Regions from separate parts of the Mus musculus genome. Here regions 2, 3, 4, 5, 6 and 7 are each linked to region 1. A link is a loop called in an ENCODE intact Hi-C map of the cell type or tissue named here. Cell type or tissue: left cerebral cortex. All regions are shown on one strand. Region 1 has its middle 14 kb from the start of Olfr878. Region 2 overlaps Siae (sialic acid acetylesterase). Region 3 has its middle 27 kb from the start of Msantd2. Region 4 overlaps Siae (sialic acid acetylesterase). Region 5 has its middle 7.3 kb from the start of Olfr877. Region 6 has its middle 21 kb from the start of Panx3. Region 7 has its middle 5.8 kb from the start of Panx3.

Evidence for each region. Hi-C counts contacts between places; a loop is a spot of excess contacts. Peaks named below come from ENCODE experiments on the same cell type or tissue, not always from the same donor. Only the 100,000 strongest peaks of a DNase experiment are listed, where the experiment ranks them.
Region 2: it touches region 1 in a loop (5-fold over the local background); 3 of 42 quality-filtered maps call a loop at or near these places.
Region 3: a loop joins it to region 1, with 4 times the contacts of the local background. A loop is called at or near these places in 6 of 42 quality-filtered maps.
Region 4: it touches region 1 in a loop (5-fold over the local background); 3 of 42 quality-filtered maps call a loop at or near these places.
Region 5: a loop joins it to region 1, with 2.7 times the contacts of the local background. A loop is called at or near these places in 2 of 42 quality-filtered maps.
Region 6: it touches region 1 in a loop (11-fold over the local background); 37 of 42 quality-filtered maps call a loop at or near these places.
Region 7: a loop joins it to region 1, with 5 times the contacts of the local background. A loop is called at or near these places in 8 of 42 quality-filtered maps.

The regions. Positions count from the first base shown.
Region 1 is chr9:37,930,746-37,934,745 of GRCm38, reverse strand. No RefSeq gene overlaps it. Among named protein-coding and RNA genes, the nearest start is that of Olfr878, 14 kb to the right of the region's middle. In left cerebral cortex, a CTCF peak has its summit at 2,028 (motif pointing right); DNase peaks (open chromatin) are centred at 368, 1,164, 2,040 and 3,183; H3K27ac peaks cover 3,570 bases.
Region 2 is chr9:37,634,203-37,638,202 of GRCm38, reverse strand. All of the region lies in intron 7 of Siae (sialic acid acetylesterase), which reads right to left. Among named protein-coding and RNA genes, the nearest start is that of Tbrg1, 21 kb to the left of the region's middle. In left cerebral cortex, a CTCF peak has its summit at 1,675 (motif pointing right); DNase peaks (open chromatin) are centred at 1,066, 1,708 and 1,955; H3K27ac peaks cover 286 bases.
Region 3 is chr9:37,460,507-37,464,506 of GRCm38, reverse strand. No RefSeq gene overlaps it. Among named protein-coding and RNA genes, the nearest start is that of Msantd2, 27 kb to the left of the region's middle. In left cerebral cortex, a CTCF peak has its summit at 1,624 (motif pointing left); DNase peaks (open chromatin) are centred at 1,478, 2,759 and 3,697; H3K4me3 peaks cover 532 bases; H3K27ac peaks cover 601 bases.
Region 4 is chr9:37,619,291-37,623,290 of GRCm38, reverse strand. It overlaps Siae (sialic acid acetylesterase), which reads right to left. Exons shown (of 10, transcript NM_011734.4): 3 at 217-392. Among named protein-coding and RNA genes, the nearest start is that of Siae, 7.5 kb to the right of the region's middle. In left cerebral cortex, no CTCF peak of the experiment used is centred here; a DNase peak (open chromatin) is centred at 1,774; H3K27ac peaks cover 1,504 bases.
Region 5 is chr9:37,860,132-37,864,131 of GRCm38, reverse strand. No RefSeq gene overlaps it. Among named protein-coding and RNA genes, the nearest start is that of Olfr877, 7.3 kb to the right of the region's middle. In left cerebral cortex, no CTCF peak of the experiment used is centred here; DNase peaks (open chromatin) are centred at 541 and 2,157; H3K27ac peaks cover 1,380 bases.
Region 6 is chr9:37,688,452-37,692,451 of GRCm38, reverse strand. No RefSeq gene overlaps it. Among named protein-coding and RNA genes, the nearest start is that of Panx3, 21 kb to the right of the region's middle. In left cerebral cortex, a CTCF peak has its summit at 2,298 (motif pointing left); a DNase peak (open chromatin) is centred at 2,302.
Region 7 is chr9:37,673,022-37,677,021 of GRCm38, reverse strand. No RefSeq gene overlaps it. Among named protein-coding and RNA genes, the nearest start is that of Panx3, 5.8 kb to the right of the region's middle. In left cerebral cortex, no CTCF peak of the experiment used is centred here; DNase peaks (open chromatin) are centred at 1,108 and 1,544; H3K27ac peaks cover 1,968 bases.

The DNA.
Region 1 (4,000 bases):
TAGGCACACAGGTTGCTGCCTATTAATGTACACACTCAATTCATATTGCCCATTGATAAATTTCAATTAGATTCAGGCCTTGAAAATGCATCCATACAGCATTTCTTCTTAATGAACTTATGCCCCAGCACAGAACATATAAATAAGTCCTCAGTCATCATAGTTGCTGGGCTACAGCTCATCATAAGCAGACAGATGAATAGGCAAAGCCCTTAGCTTGAACCAGTCAGACCATCCTTTCTGTTTCCAGTCCATATATGTGTAATCATGGTAGCCCCAGAGTTCTTTGAGCCTGCTCTAGTTCTGAGAACTGCTGGATTCCAGAACTGTGAATAAAAGCTAAGTAAGATATTCAAACTAAATTTATTGCAGTTTCATCTTTTGACACCATCTTGGTTATTCTGGGCTCAGAAATGAATATGGATGAAGCAGCTGAGCACAACCTTTAAAGCTTAAATCTGTGTAACTGGGGAAGAGTATAGAGACTGAGTCCTCACCATAGGAAACAGCATGAGAAAGCCTTGCTGAGTTTTCCATAGAGATTCTTGTTTATATTTATGAAAATAGCACACACCACATTTGCTGCTCTAACAATGACTTTCCTAAATTACCTAAGCAAATAGAGATGCTACTAATAATCTATTCATTCAGTTATTCATAGTAGCAGCAGGTGGTAAACTTGGCATGTGAAACAAACAAAGCAGAGTCTCCTATCCACAGAACTCACAGTACGGTAAGGTTTGGCTGGGTACATTAATAGCATCCAAAATATATTTGCCCAATACATAAGCTTAATACCATTTATATTATTACATTATGTGTATATCTTAACAAAATGTAGGAATGTTTTTAGTCTGTGATTTATTGGATTCTCATTATCGTTTATATATTTGTTTACAAGTTTCATAGTAAATGTTCATTAAAGGTGATATTTACCAAAGACAGTAAACTCAATACTTATACAGCAACATCTAGGAAGACCAAAGATGGTTCATGGTGCCTGATGAACTGGTAGTCTTCCTGAATTCATGGCAAAATGATCAGTTTTGCATCCACATTTATTATTTGGAATGATCACTCCAGGAGATGTGGGAAGGTGCCTAAATGATTCAGTTCTGTTCAGCAGAACCAAGTGAAGGACCCAGAATGCCTCTAGGGCTCATTTAGATGCTTCTTATACAGAAAAGTAATAAAGAAACAAAGAGATAAAGGTGGCCAGCATCTGGAAAGCAGCCAATCTGTGTGGAGAGGAGGAAATGAGAGGCCCAGAAGGCAGGACTACCAGACATCTCTAGAGGGTCTCAGAAATTTGTAAGTGATTTCTCAGGAGTTGAATTTTTGTATTAATTAGTGAGAGTTCTTTGGATGTTATGCAACTTAATGAATCATTTGTCATTTTAAAATCTCAGGACTAGTATCACTCAAGTCCATGGTGAAAGATGCAAGACAGCTCTGGTGAATAAACATTCCATTTCTGTATAGCTATGTCTTGGCACAGTTACCTGAAGGAAAGGTGATCTAATTCTCCCCAGATAAAGGACATCACAGACCCAACAAAGACAAGCTCCTCAAACTATATCAAGTGGCAACTCAATCAACTGTAAAATCCATATGCCTTCAAAATGTCATAAATAAGTTCATTTGAGTTCTTAAAACATATGAAGTATGGAGAATTTGTATAAAGAATGCATGACCCTTCTTGATGTCCAGAAACTAATTCACTTTACAAAGACAAAATCTTCCAGTTGGCATGTTAGTAGATCCTTGTACAGTTAGTAGATCAGCCCATTGTATAGTTTTAAAGCAGATATATTTGCTTTAAAGAACATTGTGCACATTTTAATTACAGCAGGTAAAGTATTTAAAGTGGTTTTGTACATACACAGACGCGCGCGCGCGCATGCACACACATGTGCACACATGCACACACACACAAGGACACAATGCCTAGCCCTACAAAGTATAAAGACATAACTGAGAAGATTCAGCAAACACTAAACCACTACGCCAGGAGGTTCACTTAAGTAGCCACCAGGTGGTGCTAGTGACTCAATAACATCGATCAAGGCGAAAAGGAAGCGGGAGGGAGGAGGATTTCGCTGCTAATTCATATTCTGAATCTTTTTCAAGCTCTGAAATGTATAACCATGGATTTTATATAACTCCTTATATAAAATTTCAATGCCTTATTAAAAAAACATAAACTTTTGAAAGTGTTCTTTAGATCAACATTTAAATTAAAAGGTTTGAATGCATTTAATTTGCAAATCCTTAATGGGCACTGTCTAAATTGCCTAGTGAAAAAAGACAAGCGGGGCTGGTGGCACACACCTTTAATCCCAGCACTTGGGAGGTAGAGGCAGGCGGATTTCTGAGTTCGAGTCCAGCCTGGTCCACAAAGTGAGTTCCAGGACAGCCAGGGCTATCCAGAGAAACCCTGTCTCGGAAAAACAAAACAAAAAAGAAAAAAAAAGAGACAAAATAGAAAAGACATGACAATCATAATACAAACAAGGTACCAAAAAATGAGTGCAGCATAACTGTTAACTGAATGTTCACTCTTTTAAGTACTCTTAAGTACTTTTTGATATATTGATTCCTGCCGAATCCTAGCACCTAGTCACATAACACACTAGAAACATGATAAATGCGGAATGAATGATTTGATTAATCCACAATTACATAAAAGATGGTTTTAATTTCTGTGTTCTCTGGTTTTAAATGCTTACCAGAACAATTGGTAGCCTAAATATTTCCAGTAAAATATGTTTTCATACCCATGTTAAGATCATTTAATGAGAATTTAAATTTTATACATGCTTAAGGCTCTTTAAATTGTGTAAATAAAATGGATTCTGTTATTTGTGTATTCTTACCCCCAAATCCTATTTAACTCCACTACATTAGGAAATATTTGTACTTATTTTATTTCAATATACAAAGTTTTATGACACAAAGCACATATTCAGCTACATACAGTGTCTGTGTAAAATTTAACATCATCCCATTTCTCAGCCTTTTCGGTGCTGTTGCTAAAAGCAAACAATGACTTAACACTTCTTTGTAGACAGCTTTGTTTGCCCACCAACAAGGACAGATCTCTTAAGGATATGTACACATGTCCTCTTTGATATCAAAACAAAGGCGGGTACCTTCCACTAATAGATTCAGGACATCATTTATGTGGCAGTTCTTTCACGCTCACTGGCAGTCATTGCTCCAGATTACCATATGGGAATCAGGATCATTTCCATGCCAGTCTTTTCTCTGTTGCCATTCCTTTACCAGTTCTCCCACAAATCTACTTCCTTCCTTCCGAGAATTCACTGTATGTTGGTGATGCAAGCCTATCAGCTGGAGTCACATAATGATGGCCTTAAGGTTGGTTCACCCAGTTTGGGGAACTGCAGATTCCTTAAATCTGCCTCTCTTTGTTCCATTCTAGAAAACAATGAACACTAGCTAGACTGAACATGTCACTTCTGCCTTGTAAGAAGCCAATGATGTGGAGGAGTCACATAGAAAGTTATGCAATCTACTTCCCAGATTTCAGGAATAAGGTTTTCTCCCCATTTGTATTAGCAAAGTGTACTAATATATTAGTAGTTTGATTCTGTCAGGTAAGGAGCCAAGAATATGTGTCCAAATCTCAGAAGATTCTAAAGACAAAAGAAGCTCTGACTAAACACAAACAACTCAGTTACAATGTTAACATTCCACAAAATATAGCTTACTTATATTAGTAATATAGCATGACAAAATAAAATTTGGTAAATTGTATGCAAGGATAGAGTATTTTGATGATCATAGATTATTAGAACTAAAAACAAATGGGAAAAAATAGAGATTTCTAGTTCTAACATATTAAATAAAAAGGGAAGAAATGAAATCTTTAAGCTATTCCTATCAACACTCTTTTATGAAATAAATCTAATGAGAATAAATCATAAATTTGCTCTTCCTGTGCAGAAGAGTTTATGAATTTTCTACTGAGATCTAC
Region 2 (4,000 bases), 300 kb after region 1:
TTTACAAGATCACATTCCAGAGGAGAGATATAGCCAATGAACAAAATAAACAAGAGAGAGCAAGCCATGTGGATACTGAAGCAGGTTAGGAAGAATTCTAAGATGATACACTCTATGTGTGTATCTAAGGATACATATACCCTTACATTATATGTGAGTTATACTGGAACTCACAACTCATTATGTCTGTGATTACCTGCATAAAAGCTGTAAAAGACTGGGCTTGTCAACAATATCATGAAAGTGGGAGGGGCTCATGGACTCCTACCCCCACCCCTGCTCCTCCACTGAGGATTTATATGTAGTTAACAGTTGATAAGGAGAGACATTTCCTCCAGTGATGTAGCTACTGGTAAGGTACCCAAGCTCCGATAAGCAAACCTGCACCCATGATACCGCATTGGGACATGGACAGACACACAAGTATACACTCACACACATACACACTCATACACACACATGACATGAAGAGGAGCTACCTGGAAAGAGAAGCAGGATTAGCAAGAGGGAGAGGGGACAAGAGAGAGTAATGGGGTGAATGTGACCAAATTGCTTATGTACATGAAGAAAATATCCTGATGAAACCTATCATTATATATAACTAGTATACCATAATAAAAGATCAAATGAAAAAAGAAGAAAAAAAAAACCTTACAACTACTGTGACACAGTATTTCCTGCTATTTCTTACTTTCTTAGTTTTTTGGTTCCTACGAGCACACTGTTCTTTGATTTAGACAGCACCTTCTTCCCAGTCCTAGTTCCAGCCAATGGAAGACATCCACCTACTTTCTGTCTCTCTTACAAACACGATCTAACAGTAAATCAGACCACAGTCTGGCCAGCATCCAAATTGTCGTTTGACACTCTTTCAAAACGTCTGACCCCATCAGGGAAGCTACACAGACTGTTCTATCCAGTCTTACTCATCCTGCTGCCCAGAAGAAAAAAAAAGCCTCATATCATCACATGGCCAGAAGAAACTTTAAAGATGTTTTCTGCTTCGTGAGTGACGAGTGTGACATTAGGAAAACAGAAAGCTGAAACAGTGACAAGCCACAGCCTTGACTATGGCACAGAATTAAAGGAACATTCCAGTTCTCTTGTTAAGATTCAGCATGCAAATCTGTCTTAACATAGGAAATGACAAACTGTGCTTCACACCAGAATCTCATAAAAACTAAAAGAATAAGGCTGAGGAGACAGCTCAGCCAATACAGGGCTTGCATGGAAAGTCTGATCACCAGAAATCACATCCCAGCACTGTGGAAACAGAGACCACATTCCAGGCTAATGAGTGACTTGATCTCAAAAAATGATGGATAGCACATGACCAACCATACCCAAAGTTGTCCTATGGTCTTCTACATATAAGTGCATGCACCTGCACCAACACACACACACACACACACAGAGAGAGAGAGAGAGAGAGAGAGAGAGAGAGAGAGAGATCTAATGAGTAATCCATCTTCTTTCAATGCAAGGACTGCAAGTGGAACCCGAGTCACCAGCAAGTGACATAATAGGAACGAACCAACAAAGTCACTAGAAACAGCCTAAAGTTCAACACAAAGACCCACTACAATCGACCCTCAAAGTCAAAAAGTCCTTTCCTCAAAATGGCAGTTGACTGAGAATTCCCTTAATTGTCCAGACGGCACTGCTGCACCCTGGCCACGTGGGGGCACCAGCATACTCCACACCCAAATGAAATGCTTGTGTTTTTTTCCTAATCTGAAGTACTGCGAAGAAGCTTGGTTCAACCTCCCATGGTGCTTCTTACAAATACGAAGACTAATGAAGATATGTAACTGCCAAACAAAAAAAACCCACAAAACTGGTCACATTCAAAAGATGTTACAAATACTAGTGAAGTTTTCAATCTGTTCCTCCAAGATCCCTTTTAAACCCGGCCTCCAGATCTTCCTTCCCTCATGCTTCCAGCCACCTGTCTATCAGTAACTCTTGAGTGCCCCACCAGCCATGGTCTCTTCCATGGGCTCCAGTCCTGAATTTCTAACTGTGATCTCACCGCTGCATTACTTCAAACACCATCTGTCATCTTTCCTAACAAGACAGCTCTCCCTGCAAATGTCCTGACTTCTTACAACAATAATAAATGCTAGCACCCAGCATGTTTTCACATAGATTAAGTCATGCAATACTTAAAATAAGAAAGATGTTTGTTCACAATTACACAGCTCAAAGAGTAGGAATCCCAGATGTGTAACTCCAGTCCCAGACCTTGTACCACACTATCTTGAGTTGTCATATTGGGTGTTTCCCTTTGAATCCACATACTTATATAAATACATATGGTAATATAAAAAGTAACTAGCATATTTTTGTTGGTGATAAAGTTAAGGCTAAAGGGTAAGAGGCTTCTGCAAACTGTCAAATTTAAAAGACCAGATGCCATGGTTATATGCATCCAAGTGCATATTTTTCATACGAACTACATAGTCACCTTCAAACAACAAGTACATGTAAAAAAAGAAAGTAAGTCATTAAGCCATGCTAGGTGGAAGAAAGTCAACAAAAACCCTTTCTGGGAAACAGGGCACAGTGGCCGGGGAGATGGGTCAGTACACATTTCCCACAAAAGCATTAAGACAAGTTCAGATCCACCCAACCTACATAAAGCCAGGATAGGTGGCACACATCAGTAATCCCAGCATTTCTGTAACAAAATGGGAAGCCCACACAAGAAAGTCCCCCAGAAACATGTAGACCCGCTTGCCTGGTGTTTGCAGTGGTAAGCAATGAAACCCTGTCTTAAACAAGGAGGAAGATGAGGACTGGGTGCCTGTCCTCTGACTTCTACATGCACACTGTGGTATATACACAAATGCACACCACGCAAACACACAGCATACAGACACAGACCACATAAATACACATATACACACACACACACCATACAAGCACATACCACACACACAAAATTACACATAAGCATACATCACACAAACACATATACACAGAAGCCTTCTTAAGGAGGAGTATGGTTAAAAAATTATATATATATATATATATATGAGGTACAAGAGACAGAGGGTAGTGAATAGAAAGTATCTGCAATGGTCACAGGGTAATACCTAAGCCATGACAGTGGCCATTCTACTGAAGGTTGGGCGTTTTTTTCCTAACACCTTAATTGTGTAATTTCCTATTCCATAAAAGACAAGAACTACCACTCAGCTAGAAAGTCTAAGCATTAGATATTTCATGAATTTAATTTTGAACTTGGCCCATGTATTTATTCCTTTTGTCTAAGGATGAACATACAATCCTTCTGACTAGCCTGTAACCAGATGCAGGGCTTCCTCTCCTGACAGTGTTCTTTCATATTGTGTTGTAAGCCATCATTGATGCTAACCAACTACATACTAGGAATACAAACCTGACCCCAAAAAAACATAGCCACCTATATGACTCACATGTAAACAAAACGAAAGCATAAGATATTACAAGATTATCTGAGGAAAGGGCACCTAACCCATACTGAATAATCACAAGTAGTTCCCTTAGATCCAAGCAAAGACCTAGGAAAGTGTAAGAAAGAAAAATTGTTTCAAACAAAGGACATATAAATATGGTCAATTCTGGAGGGTATGGAGATAACATGGTAGTTTGGTCAATCAGTTAGTTAGTAGGTCTAACAATGCAGCAGAGCCAGCCTGAGTCAGCCAAGGAAATGCACAACCCTGTTCAACATGGGACCGTCCCCATTCTTACACACAGTTGCTAAAGGCACAGTTATGCAAATTCATAATTTTAACAAAAAAAAATGGGGATTTGACAAAGCCTTTGAGAAGGTTTTATCTTTTGACCCAGCAATTCCATTTCTGGGAATTTATCTTACGGCAATAATTAGACTACAAGAAATCTGCTGTCAGGAAAATAACATGCCACGGTTTGTAAAAGCAAAATAACGAAAACCACTTAGTACCCATCCATTAAGAACTCATTTAAGTATGTTACAATGCATCCACATTTC
Region 3 (4,000 bases), 470 kb after region 1:
TGTATCAGGATGAGGTGTTTAATTTTCACTGGGCATGTTAATAAGGTGACCCAAAGGGGAATTTTGATTGCTGGACTTCAATACTTTGATAGTTAGACCTTGGTAGTTAGCTGGCCCTGTCCCTCTCACTGCAGCTCTTGGGAGAGCAGGCCTTGCACCACACCTGGACAGCACAAATAGAACTGGCCCTGGTGTGTGTGTGTGTGTGTGTGTGTGTGTGTGTGTGTGTGTGTGTACAAGGGTAGGTGGATAGGGTGGTGAGCTGACTCCAGCCCTGTCTGCCAGGTAGTGGTATGAGTAAGAGAAAGATGCCCTTCCAAACCCCTCTCTCCTCACTGCCTCCAGCAACAGAGAGAGCTTGCCGCACTTCTTGCTGGGTGAGTTAGCTGGAGCAGTGCTAGAGACCTGGCACTGGTAGCATGGTTGTAGAAGGGATGGTGGGCTAACCAACTCAGTTACCACCCAGGCCCAATCAGATCCAGGGCTTTGAATTGGCCCACACCAACATCTACACCATCTATAAACTGCTGGAGTGTGTGAAGGGACCAATCCTGCATATCCAAAGCTGTAGGATCTCTATGACATGGAGCAGCAACAGGATATATGAGAGGAATCAAGGTGAGGATTCACTATCGATAGTGTAGCAGAAGCCAGAAGCCTTGAACCAGACCAATGACTCATTGAAATGAACATTTGCAAGTAAAGAAGTATGGACAAAAGAGTATACTGTGTGACACACTGTAGCTTCCAGGATGAGAAACATTTTATTCTTTCTGGGAGGAGGTTGTAAGGGCAGAGAGTAGATACAAAGAGACTGGAAGATAAGTAAGATAATGTAAAATTCACAAAGAATCAATAAAAAGTTTTAAACACACACATACATGGTGTGTGTGTGTGTGTCTGTGTGTGTGTGTGTGTACCTTGAGATGCCTGCACCCACCTTTGCCTTGGGTATGTTCAACTATCCTTTTATTTTATAGTAATGTTTATTTTATGTGTATTGGCATTTTGCCTACATGTATGTCTATGTGAAGGTGTCCAGTCCCCTGAGACAAGAGATACAGACAGGTGTTAGCTGCCATGTGGATGCTGGGAATAGAAGTCTGGGTCCTCCAGAAGAACAACCAATGCTCTTAATCACCATCTCTCCAGCCCCAGCTATCCTTCTCTAAAACCCACCCCAGACCATGCAAGACATAAGAGGGTGACCAGCAGACATGGACTGGAAGCAAGAGAAGCCAAGCTGTGTGCTTGCTAAGTTGTGCAGAGATGCCACATTTTTATGACTTCAGAAACGTCTAGTTTAAAACTAGATTTTTTTTTTTTTGCATTGTTCTTAGTTGAGAAGCCTTTACCAGAGAGTATGTCCCTTTCCAGAAGGAAAATGTAGCACATCTAAGCTTCGCCGCCCCGCTTTCACAGATGAGGAATCACAGGATGCCTTAGGTTTCTTGGCAGCAGATACAAAGGCATTTTCAACTACCCACTCTCTCTCCCGCAATCCCCATCTAAGTACAGAAACAGTCCCCTTTGCCCTGGCTCCGATTTGAGAATCATCTCCCAGCCTTTAGCTCTGGGGGAGGATTCTCATTAATGAGTCAAGGCCTGCCACCTGGTGGTAAGAAATAAAAAGCCACTTGCTTTCTCATCTAACGCTTCTTTCAAATAATTTTTAATTTTAAAGATTTTATTTCTTTATTATATATATATATTATGAGTACACTGTCGCTGCCCTTCAGACACACCAGAAGAGGGCATCAGATCCCATTACAGATGGTTGTGAGCCACCATGTGGTTGCTGGGAATTGAGCTCAGGACCTCTGGGAGAGCAGTCAGTGCTCTTAACCTCTGAGCCATCTCTCCAGCCCTTCAAATAATTTTTTAATGTAATTTTTATTTACTTTTTGTTAATTCCAGCATTACTTGTGATAAACCAATGGCCCTTTACCGATAATAATTTGACACTTTAGGGAATAATTGTCAGCAGATAGCTGAAACTCATCTCACCTTAAGAGTGTTTCAAAACAGCCAGAAGCAGCAGAGGGGGGACAGTCATACACATACACTGAATTGCTCTTATGTACTAAAACCTATGTTCATTTACAGGCAAAAATGTTTAGATCACATCTGTACTGCTCCGGTGACTGACGGACAAGTTAGAAAAATAAATCAGGCAGCTCTTGCTCCCTTTGTCCCTTTGAAAGGCTGTGGGGGTTTGTTTTTGTTTGCTGATAAGTTTTTTTGTTTGTTTGTGCTTTGAGACAGGCTATCCTGCTGTCCTGGACCAGGCTGACCTCAAACTTACAGAGATCCTCCTGTCTCTCAGGCCTGCTTTGAAAGGCTAAGGGCAAGAGTAAATTATGAATCTATTAAGAGACTCCTCCAAATTTCCAAATACAGACAGACAGACGCACGCGCATGCACGCGCACACCCTGCGGATCTTCCAGGCATTCGCTTGTGGATCTCTCCTTGAGAGTGAAGGTACCTCAGCTTTTCCAGGACTGAGTGCTTCTGCTTCCACCAATTTCAGAAGCCTAGATTGTTCCTTTCCAGCTAGACTAAGCTCTCACTAAGGATGCTATTACAACACCATTACCATACTAGTCACCCGGCAGCTCTTAGAAATTCAAATCTCCTGGCCCCTTCCCAGATGAAAAGAATCAGAAACTGTGGGTGTTCAGATGTCCAAGTGATTGGGATGCACACTGTATTTTGACCAGCACAGGCAGAAAGTCGCAGACCTGGAGGAGGCTGGGAGTGAGAGGGAAGGAAGCCAACGAACCCATCAGACAACCTAGTTACTTCCCCTGAGTGGTAGAGGGAACAAAACATCTCCAAATGGAAAAACACAGGGTCATCACAGAGGGCTTTTGCCAACTCCACTTGGCACTGTTGCTGTGAACATAATTTCCAAATTAGCCTTGGTGAGACAGGTTATGGTACTGTGATCTTTATACAGAGCCAGAGACTCAGACTTCATTTCATATTGCTTTAGAGAGAGACCTCCACAGTGTCCAGAATAAGTAACTGGGACTGTTTCTATCCCAGTATCCTTTTCTTCATCCCTTCAAGACTCATGGAAGACTCACCTCACTTCCCTATAGTGTGGAAGACTGGAAAGTGCCCCAATTCTGTCTGGAGACAGAATTGGCCCCATCAAGTCCCAGGGGCAACCAACCCTCCTTGCTCTGTTGGATGGTTGCAATGATACAGTATCATGGTTGCAATGCTACAGTATCATGGCAATATACTATAGCAAGTATTATTCCTTAGCATTTTTACTCTGTCTTCCTTGCCCATCCCACCATATCCTTTTTGTTTGTTTGTTTGTTTCTGCCTCCCTACTTGAGTTTCTAGCTTAAAATGGGCATTACACATCGAAACGCGCTTCTTCTATTTTTCCTGTTCTCTTCAGCTACTGTCAAAAAGCGACAGCTCAGGACCAGGGTGGCAGACTGTCACAGTCTCATCTGAAGAAACCACTCTTCAGGAAGAAAGTCGTAGCTGAATTCAGGCATCTCCCTTTTCCCTTCATGACTTCTTGCAGCTGTAAGGACACACAAAAAAGCACAGGACAGATGCGGGGGAGTGGGAGACAGGCTCCATATGTCCTAAGTCCGTGGTTACCTAGGTGTGGAGTCCGCGGGACTCAGCTGCTGACTAGAAGAGGGGCGTGGGCGCGGAGCGGAGCCCTCCCCCGCCGCCCCGAGCTGGGTGACTGACTGTCAGGACGCATCTGCTCCAAATTTACGACGCCTCCTCCGGCCGCGGGTGTCCTCTCTACGGCCTCTTTACCAAGTGCTGCCCCAGCTGAGGCCCCTCCCCCGGGGAGGGGGAGGCCACGCCCGTGCTTGCCGGCCGGGGGCGGGGAGCAGGTGTGAAGCGAGGGGCGCTGCGGCGCGCGTGGTCACCCTCCACCGCGCCGCGGAGACCCGGCCTCGCCCCGGCGCGCACACAATGGCGTGGGGCCAGTTGCCTAGCGGCTCATTACTTTGGCCC
Region 4 (4,000 bases), 310 kb after region 1:
CCTTTAACCTTTTTAGGGAGAAAACCTAGTATATAAGCACAATTAGTGCCAAACAATAGCTTCTTTAGATTGTGAAATCAAATTATTTAAAGTGCTCAGATTGGATCCTACACATGATAAGTTCTTAGTGAACAGAAGCAGCCTTCCTTCCTTGTTACTCCTTTTTCCTTCTCCTTCATTATCACCAACACTGACTTAGCTGAGATGCTCCATTACCTGTGAAACAGTCATCTGCATGTTACTCTGCCCACTGCAAAGCCAGACATCTCCAAATAAGACATCATGGACTCTCAGGGTGAAATTCATTGTCCCCAAAGTCTGTTGCGCCATCACTTCAAAAGGTCCCCCAGGCTTCATAGGGTCCAGTACCACCATCCAGGTGTTGGAGGGTTCTGAAACAAAAACAGACTTCAAGGGGTTAATCAACCAACCACCTAAAGTAGAGTTAAACACCAACTGCACCTCATTTGTGGCTAAGCTCAGGCTCTGTGACAAAGTGTATGCAACTCTATAAGGATTGGCCAAATTCCAGGCAAGGGGGTAGAGCTGTTGAGAACAGCAGCCTTTTTATCCCTAATCTGTACCAATCCCTTCTTATTTTTAACTAAGGCATTTACAAGAAAAATTAGTTACCCAGTTATAATCCTAAATTAGGAGAGACAAAAATACACATAGATTAAATTTCAAGGATAGTTAGTTGACAAGGAAAAAAAAAAAACAGAAAACAGAAATTCTCATTACACCATCCAACTGTCAATATTACCGTAATCTAATCTTTCTGATTTACACAGCACCCTGAACTAACTTGCAATTATCCAATCGCATGTAAGCACAGGTTCAGAAAATCATTTCTAATCTGAATCTTTCTTTTACTAAGGGTCACCCTTGCCATCTATCGCTAACAAGTATCAACACAGTCAGTGGCACTGGGTTCTGCCATCAGTGCACAGGTGCACGGAGACACATCAACAAGTAGCAGTTAGCATATAAATTGATCTCAGTGAAAAGGACATTTTAGCTGGCTCAATCGAATATTTCAGAGTGACATACAAGACTTGAGGTTCTGCGACACCACTAAGAAATGAGAAGCCATGAAAGACCCTATTTTAGACATTCATAGCTTGCTTCCTAGAAACCACACCTCCCATTGCCCTTCTTCTCAGCCACTGGATCACTGCTGTCAACCTCATACACAGAGACTTAAGACAAAAAAAAGAACCAGAAAACGTGAAAATACTGGAGCAGTGAAACAGGAGCCTAGAAAAGGCAGAGAAAAACAGTTTAACACAAAAATGTCAAACATAATCTGGCTTATCTATTGCCATCAGATCAATGTAAATCCAAAGGGAAAGAATGAGGAGACCAGGAGATGGAGCATTGTAATGTTATTGCCCTAACCTATGAGAAGAAATAATTATAGAAATACCATCTGAGTGCATACTCCATGCTGGACACTGTCCAAGGTTCCTCCCAGCCAGCAACAACTAAGCAGAAGCAGGAAATGTCCAGATGAGCCCTTGCAAATTAGTGAAAACTGAAGCCTTAAAGGTTGCCTGGAGTGGTGGAGGAAATATCTAAACGTTTGGTCCTCTGAAGAGCGGTACTAGCTGAGCCTGGAGCTCTGCCTCCAGAAGGTCGGCTAAACCCAGGACCATGCGCTCACGATTGCATTTCTCTGACCAATAAGCCAGGCATCAGCATATAAAATGCAAAATTCAACCTAAACCAGAAAAATCACTGTTTTGGAAACAGTGGGCAGCTAGGACAGATTGTGTGGCACAGGTGTGATGTGCTCCGTATGGCTCACACTTATGAACAGGCAGACGTTCCAATCTGTCCTAATACAGGCTTGCCAAGGTCTTTCCAGGCTTCCTGCACTGACACACCTTACTGAGGCTCCGTCCTTCTGCCAGAAGCACTGCTGATGTGTGCTGATGGGGTCAACTGCCAGAGAACCTAACACAGGACTAGTTCTCAGCCTCCTGTGTTCATCTAGTGCATTCAGAGCTATTAATTGGGTATTTTCCCTTAGCTTTTTCAATACACATGGCTAGTGACAAAAACTCTCCCTAGCACTTCCAACAAGTGTGCACATCTATGGTGGTTTGAATAAGATTGGCCCCCAAAGGCGCATATATTTGAATGCTTACGGAGAGGAATTAGGAGGTGTGGCCTTGTTGGAGTAGGTGGAGCTTTGGAGGAATTGTGTCATTGGGGTTGGACTTTTGGGGTCTCAGTGTTCAACAAGGCTCAAGTCTCTCTCTTCCTTCTGCCTACCAACCTAGATGTAGACCTCTGGGCTCCTTCTCCAGCATCATGTCTGCCCATGTGCTACCATGCAGCCGGCCATGACGACAATGGATTAAACCTCTGAACTTGTATGCCAGCCCCAAGTAAATGTTTTCCTTTATAGAGTTGCCATGGTCATGTGATCTCTTCAAATAAAACCCTAACTAAGACAATGTCCAGCAACAAAAAGACAGGAAAGAAAATTGGCAAAGCAGTGGCACCATTTCACTACAGCCAGAAAAATGAATGAGCTCCTGGTAGGACCTAGAACCTCAGGAAAGCTGAACCTGGAAAATGAGTCTTGATTCCAACATCTTTTGTACCAGAAAAATTTGCCTTCAACTTCTCAAAAAGCTTCCTTCTTGGCTAGCTAGCCTAAGGTCTTTTGGTTCCTAGCATTTTTCCACTCCCATTTAAGAAAAAGAAAAATATGCCCTGACACAATGCTGTAAAGCAGGAGAAACTTGCACTGTAGAGAATTCACTGATGGGCACAGGAGCTCAAGAGATAACTCATACAAGCCCTATGATGTCTTAGACCAAGGGCAAGGGTGGGATTGGAAAGTCAGAAGCCACCATGTTCCATGAGGAGCGTTAGTCTTTGTTTGGATAGTCAGTTCAGAACAGGGTGCATGGTGATGAGCATGCCATGGGGCACTTAAGAGCTTTTAGAATGTTAGCCCATCAAGACTACTAGGATGAGCTCAAATAGTAATTCTAAGTCCCCAACCATAAAGCTCACCGTCACTGATTTCAGCAGCATCCAATGGGCTTGCTGCTGGTTCTTGGCCTTCTGAGCCACAGCTGCTCTGGTCCTGCCTTATGAACAGTAGTCGTTTGTTCCCTGTTACCTCTTTGGCCAGTCCAGGCCCAGGTTTCTCTAAGTTTTCATTTCACTGTATTCAAACCTCTGTGTTCTTACATTTTTTCTTCTACCATCTAGGAAGATCAATCTCCTGCCGTCGTTTTACCACTACTTAGCCTACAAACATTTTGCCAAGCATTTCATCGAGTAAATGACAACAATGAACTCCAACCCTGGCCTACCCTGATAAGAAGGCCATGCTTCATGTTTTCACATGTTAAGAGCATGTCTGGTTGTTTGCCTCTGACAACTGATTTATATAGTACAGCAAAAGGCATACACAAAGAAAGAGCTGTCTGTCTCTCTTTTCTCTCTGGCTTCCCCAGTTAACTCAAGATGTAAACCACAACCACAAGAACGAAATAAAAATAATTTGTTCAGAGACATGATTAGTCATAAAGCACTTTCTTGCTTTTCTTCTTATTAATCAAATCAAATGTTATCTTTTTCAGGTTATTGTGATGAATATCAAGAAGGGGAGGGGGTACCCATGGCCTTTATCTTCCTAAAAAGAAAACCTAGGGCTCACAAGAAACAGCTTTCTTCACCTCTCCACACAGAACCCTGACTTTTCATCAGCTAAAACATGATCCTGTGGCTTTCAAATGTGGCTTGAAGGTGAAGGATGCCTTAGTGCTCATCCCTTACCACCTACATTTATTTTATAGCTTACAGTTCAAATATACCACCACCAAACAAGAATGAAGTAAAAAGTAAATGCTTTATATGAGTAAAACTGCTTATGAAAATGATAAAAGTCATAGCATGTTGTGGCAGATACACCTTAGGGTGGGTTCTAAAGTTATAGTCTTATATTATTCTTGCTCCTCTGGAACAAACAGAATCT
Region 5 (4,000 bases), 71 kb after region 1:
GCACTCTTACTCGGAAATCATAAGAGGGCAAGATTTGTGATTTATCATGCTTTGGTGATGGAAAATCAAAGGGATGGTGAAGGATTACTTTTAAAAAGTCATTACTATTGCATGTATGTTGATATGGACAAGAAGGAACAGGGTACAAGGGGCTACTTGGATTGGATAAGGCTCCAGGTGGATGGATTCAGCCTTCAGCACTAACCAAAGAACAGATCAGAAGGGTACTTCTCATCCTTGATTGCTCACTGAAACAGAAGCAAAAGGTCAGCTACTTCATCTCCTATCAGCCAGGCTTCAGGAAACCTAACAAGGTAAGTCAGAGGACAGATTGGAGAACAGACTGACTAACTGATACAGGCATAGCCAGAGACATCCTTCCAGACACTTTACAGACACAAGAGAAGGGTGGGAGTGACTGGATAAGACAGAGATCACCCAGATACCTCATACATAACAGACATGAAGGCCAGGAAAAGGGAGAAGAAACCCAGTCCTCCAGGATGCTGGAGTTTGTTGACAGCAAACTCTTGTCAAAAATAGAACAGAACCAAGGCAAGTGGGTCAGAGTTCCTGGTTGCAACTCTAAGCATCTGAAAAGAGCAACGGCAGAAGAAGCCAAGATACCACTGAGAACAAATAAGCTGTCACCTTCTGTTCTAAGGGTGAGTAACTGACTCACAACCAGAAAAAAAGGAAAAAATATCCTTCAACAGACAGAACCTAAAAATATAATAAACACACCAAAAAAAAAGAGGAAAGGCTGGAGAAACAAATGAGCAATTCAGATGTGATGAGCTTTTTTTGGTTCTCTTTGTTTGTGTTTGTCACTAATAGCAAAGCAGTGACATGAAAACATTCCTGTTAGCTGAGAGCTGCGCCACATACCATCAGTGTTCTGTCCATATCCCTTCATCCAATATTTATACACTTTCCATCACCCTTGCCACTAGCAATGATATAATCACCAATCTCTCTGTGTGTGTTTGTGTGTGTGTGTGATATGTGGTGTGTGTGTGTGTGTGTGTGTGTGTGTGTGTGTGTGATATGTGGGGTGTGTGTGTGTGATATGTGGTGTGTGTGTGTGTGTGTGTGTGTGTGTGTGTGTGTGTGTGTGTGTGTGTGATATGTGGTATGTGTGTGTGTATGTGTGTGTGATATGTGGTGTGTGTGTGTGTGATATGTGGTATGTGTGTGTGTGATATGTGGGGGGGGGGGTGTGAGTGTGTGTGTGTATGTGTGTGTGATATGTGGTATGTGTGTGTGTGATATGTGGGGTGTGTGGGTGTGTGTGTGTGATATGTGGTGTGTGTGTGATATGTGGTGTGTGTGTGTGTGAGTGTGTGTGAGTGTGTGTGTGTGTGTGTGTGTGTGTGTGTGTACAGTTCTGTTTCTCTAGAGAACCCTGACTAGCACATGTTATTATGGAAAATAGTTATGGAGGTTCTTTTAAAATCTAAAAATAGAATTTTTATATCACCCAACAATCTCACTTCTTAGGTATTCATCCATAGCCGCAGGTGCATTTTAAAGGTTATTCATCATTATGCCTGATTTACAAGATGCCTAGGATCAACCCTAGGCCTTCAAGCATGTGAATCTTCCAAATGGGCTATATCCCAACCAATCTTTTGTTTGTTCCTATAGTATTTTTAACAGAAGTCTAGGAAATCCTTATCCATATTTTTTATGGAAAAGACCTTATAGACAAGATAGATATGCTTCCTCTAATTTCTTTAACAATTTCTGTAGTGGTAGTAAATTAATCTGCTCTATACTTCCTGCCAGGGGCTTCATGCATTCCTTGCTGCCTGCCCAAATGTTCTGGATTTTCAAATGAAAGACACATGCAGCCTTCTGTTTCAATATGCCTTAAACTGCTCAATGGCTGGGCCATTTCAGTCCTCCATGTTGCTAGCATACACTCCCCTCCAATATTCTTGAATTATTACTTACTCAAATCTATATTCCATCCTGGATGCTCTGGATCCAGACCTGCAGCCTTCCTGGTCTTAAATGTTGGTAATCACTTTGTCTCTCTGTCCTACACTTCTCAGGACTGGACCTTCTCCTTTTCCAGCATGGCGCCTTCTTCTTCCTGTGGTTCCTTTGTTTTGTGCTTATGGAGGACTTTGGATCCATAGATGCAGTCTATGACTAATCCCAAGAACTGTCAGAACAAGTGCTATTTCCATTTTGTTCTGTTCTTTTTTTTCTCTTGTCCTATGGAATTTGCATTGCATGCTGCAATTTGTGTGCATTCTGTCTCCCTTCTTTTCATTCCATTTTCTCTTTACATTTCATCTTGGGGTATTTCCATGAAATGTCTTCAAAACCAGTGAATTTTATGTCCAGTAAACTGAAGAGATTATCAAGGGTAGTTTTCACTTCTGCTACTATGGGTTTTCAGTATTTCCTTTAGATTTCATCTTTTAGTTCCCATCTTTCTGTTAACACTATTCTCTGGTACTTCCATCGATGCCCTCAGTATATTAACTACAGTTTTAATCAATTATTTCAACATGCTCACTGAGTATGATTCTGTTGCTCATTTTGAAGAGATGCAGAAAGCCTGCCTCTGTGCTTTTTCACCGCTCACACAGAGCCCCCCTCCCCTTCCTGGCCTTTCAGAGAGGGTTTCTGCCTGGCAGAAATTGTGTCACTCCCTAAAGACCCCTCCAATCCCCTGGAGGGAGTGACAGACTAGACAAAAGGCAACATCCCTCAGCTCCCCTGCTGGTACCTTCCCTGATAGATGGCTAGCACTTCCCAGTGCAGATGACTCCTGTCCTTGGGAGAAGTGAAGACCAAACATCCTTGAAGATATAAGCGCCCAACTTTTGGGCCATGATAAGAAAGCAATTAAGCGTCCCCAGACATCTCTGGCCAGTTTGTAAAATCACACTAGTTCCTGATAGTACCATAAAGTTACTTCCCAGGTCAGAAGGGTCCCCCCTCCCAGTTGTGTGATTCCACTACCTGAACAAATGATATCTTTTTTGAAGGATGACTTCCCTTGTCACCTCCCCCTGTCGCAACCCTGAAGTCTGAGAATCCCTGCTTATGTTTTGTGTGTGTGTATAAAAACGCCAAGCCCCTAGGTTTTCGATCTGAGTCTGACTCAAATAAAAGGCTCTTTTGTTACTTTGCATTAGGTTATCAATTCTTAGAGTTCTGGGAATCCGGAGAGCTGGGCATAACAATTTCATGTCATTAGACTTTAGGCTTCCAGCATGACTTACTGCTTTTTGTTGAAAGCAGATGTGGTATACTAGGTTATGGAAACTGAGATAACTAGATCTATAGTGTGAAGTTTTGGTGTGGTTTAACATTTATTTTCATGTTTCTAGACTAAGATGTGTGCTGACTCTGCTTGCTCTAGCTGTAAAAGTCTGAGGCTTTCATTTCCTCTGGGGTTGATTTTTATTAACTGTTTTTATTTTTGAAATTATAATTACATCATTTCCACATGTCTCTTTCCTCGCTCTAAATCTATTTATGAAATTAAATGTTTAGATTCTATAAATGAGTAGATAGGAGAAGAAATAATCTAAAGAAATATCCCTGTGCACTTCCTCTAACTACGAGACTACCTCTATTTTACACTTACATTATGGGTATGGAGAAATCAGAGTTTGAAGCTGGCCTCCACTCTATCTACACCTATCAAAGAACTCAGACAGACCAAGTGCAAGTTGAGTGGTCTCACATAAAAAGCACTGTTTAACTTATTTTATACATAACTTTACATATGTTTTAACCTTTGTCTCAGGTTCTCTATAAATTGTAAAGTAACCACAGATGTGGGGGAGAGACAACTTGCTGCCTCCTCAGCTACCCCTGTTTGGCTGAACTACAAATAAACCCATGTTCTTTCACTGGTTTCTACTTGCAAATTCCTTTAACATATGTGGAACCTGGTGTGACAGGTAATGCTATCTCACATATAACTAAATGCTCTTTTGTGACACTTTAACAGATAAATAGTGAGAGAGGTGAA
Region 6 (4,000 bases), 240 kb after region 1:
TAGCAAGACATGAAGTCAGAGAGATTCAGGGACAATTCATTCACAAGAACTAACTATTCCACAAGACCATTGCTAATCCCTTCTAAGAGTGATGCCTATAACAAGATTAATTTTCAATTTAAATACTCCACCACCATCTCAAAACTACCAGACCGAGCAGAGGGGCAAACCTCCATCACATGAACCTCCAGGAAACATTCTCAAATATTAGCCAAACAGTAGACAACATTTCCCAGCTGTGGGATAACGTTAAGTATTCTGAACAAGTTTAAGGTGGGCTGAGCTAAGTTTGTGTTTAGTAGGTTAATATACCAAACATTTTTATCTAATGACGTTTTCAATTTACATGTTTATTGTGATATAGCTCCATCGTAAGTTAAAGTGGCGTTTGTACTATGATTCCTAAGCAGTAAGCAGAGTCCTAAACATCCAGAAGAAAATAAGAGCTTTCCAGGCAGAGAAAATAGCATAATTTCTAGGGAGCCACAGAAAATTCCATTACATTCAGAAAAAGGTGGGTGATGTAACAAGTGAATTGGTACACATCTACAAGTGAAATGATAAACATCCTCTAAAGGCCCATGTATGGCATGCTAGGTCAACAGGAAGGTGCCTTCACGAAATTCAAAAGCTTTAAGAGGGACTTGCAAACTTTATATGCCCCAGTACAGGGGAACGCCAGAGCCAAAAAGGGGGAGTGGGTGGGTAGGGGAGTGGGGGGGTGGGTATGAGGGACTTTTGGGATAGCATTGGAAATGTAAACGAGGAAAATACCTAATAAAAATTAAAAAAAAAAAAAAGAGGTTGGGCCTTATAGGCCGTGTAGTCATTGGGGAATTGGAAGATCCTGGACTCTTTCTTTTCTGTTTCCCCCCCAGGCTGTGAGATGAGCACCTTTGCTCCACCCTTCCCTCACCACAGACCCAAAATAGCAATGCTGAAAGCCATGGCCTGAAAATTCTCACTGTGGCCAGGATAAATATTTCTCTTCATAAATATTCCACACAGATATTTGTTCCAGTGACAGAAAGCAAACATTTGCCCTGGTTGTACTCAGCCCCAGTAACTGGAGTCATAGTTCCCTCTGGACTAGCAATTCCAAGTTCCATGGGAGATCAAAAAGAAGGTGTTCTCAAGTTAGTTACCTTCCAAAGGCACAGAAGGAGCAGGCTCTCACTGTGCAGGACTCCACCACTTAGGGCTGATTCACAGTGGGGCAATCATTTGCCTGCAACCTGTTTTCGTCTTGGCTCATATTAGATGCTTGTTCAGTAAATGGAATTCAGAACTATGCTACACCTGAAATACATAGTTCCTATAAATACCCCAGGAATTAATTAGGAAACTTAACACATTTTAAAAAGATGATTTCCCTTTTAACTCAGACATCCCTACTGATCTGTCCCTGGGATGTCGCAGGCAGTTTGGGTGTATATGTAACGTGGGTCTCATTTTGAGAGCAACCAGAGAACTAAGAGCTGAAGTTGCTTTTATAGTGAAATATGCAAGGGCCTATGTCAAAATCCAGAGATTTCTGTCTCTTCCAAAATTCTTGCATAAAGTAAGAGGGTGTGGCCTTCTGGTTCACACAGGAAGCAGCCACTGTAGTCCGTGCTCACTTTAATTTCCACACAGAAGCCAATGGGAGAAAATGCCACCTAGCTCCCCTTCCCAGTGCCAACTGGGGCACTGGATTGATGTTATGCCCTCTATAAAACAGTGTTGGGAAGGCCTTCAACTTTCTCCTCCAGGTAAAACCATTGTTACAAGCACCACATTCAGCTAAACTCCATAGAACTATTCACACCCACTGAGATGTTTGTTTCATTAAACAGCTGCCATCCTGAAGATATTGTCTGGAAGAGAATAAGTATTTACCTCGCCATTGCTTCTAAAGAGCAGTGCTGTGCCTGTTCCAGCTGGGAGGAAGGACTTGTACCATAACCATGGTGATAATCTTTCTCCGCAGAGACTCGCACTGGAACGCATGCTCCATTGCTTTCAAGGAGACACAAGTGAGCCATGCTTTCCCATTCAATGAATCCTCTCATACTCAGCAATTGTAACAGAATGAGAAATAAAGATGGAATAATATTGTCTTTTTAATTTTTCTCTGGTTGCTTTTTGAGCTTTCCCTCTAAAATGTAATTTTCTTTGGTGCTTGCTAGGATTTACTTCATAAAATAAATGTGTGTTTATGTATAAGTTTATGAACACTCTGTGCATTAAAAACAAGGGATTAAGTCAGGACAGGATGGAACACCGCCTGCTGTCCCAGAAGGATGACCCCTTCTCATACTGCCACCTGGTGGTAACATACCTAAAGTTCAAAGACAAGAATGAAATTCACTCAGCTCTCTTCAGTCCAGGAAAAACCTAAAAATAGCAATTTCTAAAATGCATAGGAAAGCCAGAGTTTAAATATAAGATTATATTCAAGAAGTCATGCTGTAATATGAGATATGAATACAAATAAGCAAGATATGGGATGAATTATTTAAAAGTTAGCATCATCCCTTGAAGTAGACAAGAGAAGGTTGACAAAAGCAAAGGACATGTGCAAAAGCCACATAGAAACCTACTTTATAATCTAAATGTGTGTGATTGATATATATATATATATATATATATATATATATATATATATATATATATATATATATATATATACACACACATACAGAGAGAGAGAGAGAGATCTTGGAATAAAGGTAGCCTATTGTGGGTACTGGAAAGTTATAGGTTTTTAATAAAAATCCCAGTGCCATATGAGTTGTTGGCCAGATAGGTCCCAGAGGCTCCCAAGAAGTCAGCATATTTCTTATTGCCACATAATTAAATAAGACTCTATTGCTGAAGGTACCATGCACTTTCGTTTCAGGACACAGAGAAATCAAGCTAGAGTTGATCTCAAAAGGGAGAAGATTCTGGGCATCATTCAGAGCAAAAGATCTCTGCATACAAAAGATCCTGAGTCATACAACACACACAACTGTGAACTCTCAATTTCATTTTTCAGACACCCAGTGGCAGCTTCTCTAAATTCCCTTCCATTATTTTATGTATACAATAAACTATTAATAAGCCATCAAAAAGTACAAAATCATGAGGCTGGAGAGATGGCTCAATGGTCAGAGCATTGGCCACTCATTCCGAGGACCTGGGTTTGATTCCCGGCACCCACATGATAGCTCACAACTATCTATAATTCCAGTTCCAGGTTTTTCAACACATTCTCCTGACTCTCTGGGCACCAGGCATGCATGTGGTTCACATACATACATGCAAGCAAAACACTTATACACATAAAATAAATAATTTTTAAAAGAAGTACAAAAATGGTGTTGCTTGCAGGAAAATGGACAGACCTGAATGAAAATCATCATACTGAGCAAAATAAGTCAGATTCAGAAAATCAAGTATCACATAGTTCCCCCCACAAGCAGAATCTAGTTTAGAGGTAAGGAAGGAGAGTTATTTTAGAAGAGGAAGAAGTCCAACAGGAGGAAGGAGTGAAAAGGGAGGAATAGAGGTTGAACATGACCAAAGGACATAAAGCACATGTGTGAAAATGTCACATGATATAGGCTAATAAAAAAGTAAAATTAAGCAAAATCCATCCATTATTTGATCAGGCTGCAAGAGTGGTAAAATCCATTCCTTCAAGTGTAATGATAGTTAGAATGTGATAACTTGGACACATCACTTCCCTGTTATATTAGGAATTTATTTTAATAATATATTTATGATAAAAATAACAAAAACATCATATAGTGGTGCACAAATTGGAGGTGGGGGGGAACTAAGGCAAGGGGATTTCTCTCAGTTCAAAGTCAGCCCCAGACAACAAAGTAAGGACCAAGCAGGATTCCTGAGCAAGAATAATCAGTGTCAACAAACCAGCTAGAAACTGACATTTTAATCAAATTAAATATTCTCTCCTTAAAGAAATTCAAAACCCAATCAGCAAATGAACTCAAGTTTGGGACAGTTAAAAGCT
Region 7 (4,000 bases), 260 kb after region 1:
CAGAAATTAAAGTAGCCAAGTTCTATCAATAGTTCAATGTGCAGCCTGTCTGTGTGCATACTATTCTCTCTCTCTCTTATCTATCTATCTATCTATCTATCTATCTATCTCTCTCTCTCTCTCTCTCTCTCTCTCTCTCTCTCTCTCATTGGCATGGGTGTATGCCTGTGTATGCGTGCATGTGTGCGTGCATGTGTATATGTATGTGTGTATTTCAAGGATCAAGCCTTATTATCATGTATTGATCACTCAAGATGTCTGCTCTGGTACTGTGTCTAAAATATGATAAACTGTGTTAGAGAAGAACACAATTTTGTACTGAGGATAGCATGTCACATTGCACACTTCTTCCCTGTGTCTGCTGGACCAAAGATTACATGCTGACTGATAACCAATGTCATCACATACTATCTGGTCAGCTTTCCAATTAATTGTAGTATTTGTTTTCTTTTTAATTTATTTTTATGTTTTGTCTGCATGTATATATGTGTACCACCAGTGTGCCTGGTACCCTTGGAGTTCAGAAGAGAACATTGGTTTACCTGAGAGTGGAGTTAACAGGCAATTGTGAACTACCATGTGGGTGCTAGGAATTGAACTTGGATCCTCTGAAAGGGTAGCCACTGTTCTTAACCACTGAGCCATTTCTCCAGCCTGAGTTATGGCATGTGTGAAGGAGATTATTGAGTCAACAGTAGACTTTGCACCTCAGACTCAAACTATCCTATTTTTAGTTAGTCATCATTAATGCATTCTCTTACACATTAGCCTATATGATATCAATATGTTCTTTGGGGATTGGTTTAACACAGTAGTCACTAAATCAGTAGTCCTTATGTCCTGTAACTATCTTTCCAGCACCTTCATCTGCATTCATGAGAGCAAATACAGAGTCCTCAGCAACAGCATTGGGTTTTTTTCTGAGTCTGATACATCTATGCTTCTATGATTGCTCACTACAGAAAATGTCAGGAACCAGTTCATAAAATAATCAGTCCTGTGGAAAGGGCCACATGTAAGGAACTGAGGTATTTTGTCAGCCGCAAAGGCCTTCTGCCAAAAGCACGTGAGTAAGGCATCTGGGATGTGACGCAGGTGCCTTAAGGCATCTCAAGCCCAGTTCAGCCCTCAGGCGAGCAATGAAAATCTCTTGAATGTAACCTGTGCACACTCTTAAGTAAGCCGCTCCCACACTCCTGCCCTACAGAGAGTGAAAATGATGCATTCACTGTTTAAAGCTATTAAGTAATTTATTTCACAGAAATAGTTAATGAACATATAAATAAATAAATGTGATGTAAATTAAAATAATGAAATATTACTATAAGCCAGTAACCTTATGAGACATAGAAATTATAGAAATTTAGTATCCTAACAAATTATTTTGTAAGACCATATGGGGAAGTATATGTATCACCAGGAATTTTTACTCTGGGTGAAGCGTCGGCTTCTGGGCAGCAGTTCACCATTGGCTTTGGTTCAAGTAGAAAGCCTCTGTCTGGGAGAAAATGAGCCATCAAAGCCTTAAATTGTTACAGGGGTGGAACGACAGATGGAAGCTGAAGGAGTCTCAAACACATGGCCACTTTTCCCCACAGGACATTTGCTGGGTGCTGGGAATATATCAACTGTTATCCACACAGAATCCTATGCAAAGTGAAATCCCTCCAGCCTGTGGGGCTTGCAAAGCGAAGGTGGTCTTGAAGGAAGGGTGAGCTCTGAGCTCACTCCTGAAAACTCAACATCCTTAAAAACATGGGCCATATGTTGAAGCCACCTATAACTAGAGGCTCAGGAGCTAAATGAAAACACTCTCAAGTGAGTAAAGGAAGGTCCCAGTCTTTCAAAGTTGAAAGACTTTCAGTCAAAAGCCTGAAGACATATTTCAGAGTGTGGGACACTAATGCAAAATGAATCTTACTGCCTCTTCACCACAAGGCCGACCATGCCAGGTCCTGTTTAGGAAGTGATTAGCATCTCCCCTGTGTGCCTAACAGAAGAAATAAGACCCACCTTTGGTGACAGACTTGCTGGAGTAACTGGAATTTTGAGATGTTTTTATACACAATGTTCAGGATATATTGCAAGTTAAATTACAGAAAATACATAGACAGGCAAAGAGTTAAGGTCATGTGATTATTCTTGTTCACTGCAGAGTTCTGTCTGCCTCTTCTCTTAGATCATCTGCTCCAGGAAAGCCAGCTGCCACATCACCCTCTGAAGAGACTGATTCCAGGTAAATAATAACCACCAAGAACATTTGAGACTGAAGGTAAACTAGCCAGAGGCCAGAGCAACTCAACAAAACTGCTCTCCAGCCTCTTATCGACAGAAGCTTTATAAACAGCTTCTGTTGTTGTTTTAGGCCCTAAGGTTTTGTGAACCGTGTATGCAGCAGTAGGAAACTATAACATATAAGCCACACAAGGAAAACTACACATTCTACACCGTCACATGTTCACTAAAAAAATTATACCCACCAATATAACTTCCACACAAAGAAAACTCCAAGACTTCATATTTTCACCTGTAAATTTTTCCAAATACTTACTGGGGAAAAGATGGTACTGGTACTGTATACTCTTACTGAAAATAGTTTTGTTTTTGTTTTTTTAAATTGCTAATAGTGTGACCAGCATAAGCTGCCAACAACATTACAAGTTGCTTAAGCATAATTTTTTAAAAGTACTTAAAAAATTTTATTAAACTGAAAGTAATAAAAATCAAGATGGTAGAATGCTAGAGGCAAGTGACTTTTATTTCACAATATTTAACATTTTTATATTTTATATTTTAACATTCAAATATCAACCAATGTATTCTATGATAATAACAGATATAAAGAAAAATCCTATGAATATTTCAATGTGTACAAGAAAAGTACTTTTGAGAAATCAACATCTATTCTTTATAAACATACTTAGCAAACTAGCAATAAAGTTCTTTACTGGGAAAAAGGTGAACCACCACACGCAAAAAAAAAAAAAAAAAAAAAAAAGAAAGAAAGAAAGAAAGAAAGAAAACAATCTACAATGTCTACAATAAGCATCCTACACAAATATTGAACATTGAAATCTTTCCCCATAGAACAAAGAAATCAGATATGAATGTACTTATATTCAGTGATGTACTAGAGGCCTGGAGCAATCAAATTAATGCAAATATGCAAATAAAAGGTATAAAGACTACAAAGGGGGAAAGTATGATATTTTACTTCATATATAATGTGTGATGGCTTGAATGAAAAAGACCCCCATAGGGAGTGGCACTATTAGGAGGTGTGGCCTTGTAAGAATAGGTGTGGCCTTGCTAGAGGAAGTATGTCACTGAGAGTAGGCTTTGAGGTTTCAAAAGATCAAGCCAGGCCCGGTGTCACTTTCTCATCCTGCTGCCTGCTAATCCAGATGTAGAACTCTCTGGATGTTCCTTCTCCAGTACCATGTCTGCCTGCAAGCTGCCATGCTTCACACCATGATGACAATAGACTAAGCCTCTGAACCTGTATGCCAGTCCCAAATGCTTTTCTTTATAAGGGTTGCCATGGTCATTCCGTGTTTTTATAGCAATAGAAATAGTAACCAAGAAAATATGGTTGGGTTGATAGAAAATTATTCTATCAATGCATTATATAATCAATAAATGAACATAAAGCTGCTGAATGTAAGCATTATATAGAAAAAATCAATGTATTACATATATTAGCAAAAATTAGGTAACAGATTTTTCTTTAAACTCAGTTAGCAAAGGCATCAAGAATAACAAACACACAGCAGTAAATCCAACAAGAAATATATAAGATATCTCCGCTAAAAATTAAAAAGTGGGGCTGGAAAAAAGACTCAGTGGTTGGGTTGGGGATTTAGCTCAGTGGTAGAGCGCTTGCCTAGCAAGCACAAGGCCCTGGGTTCGATCCTCAGCTCTGGGGGGAAAAAAAAAGACTCAGTGGTTAATAGCACATACTGATTTTACAGAGGACCAGACTTTGATTCCCAGCACCCAC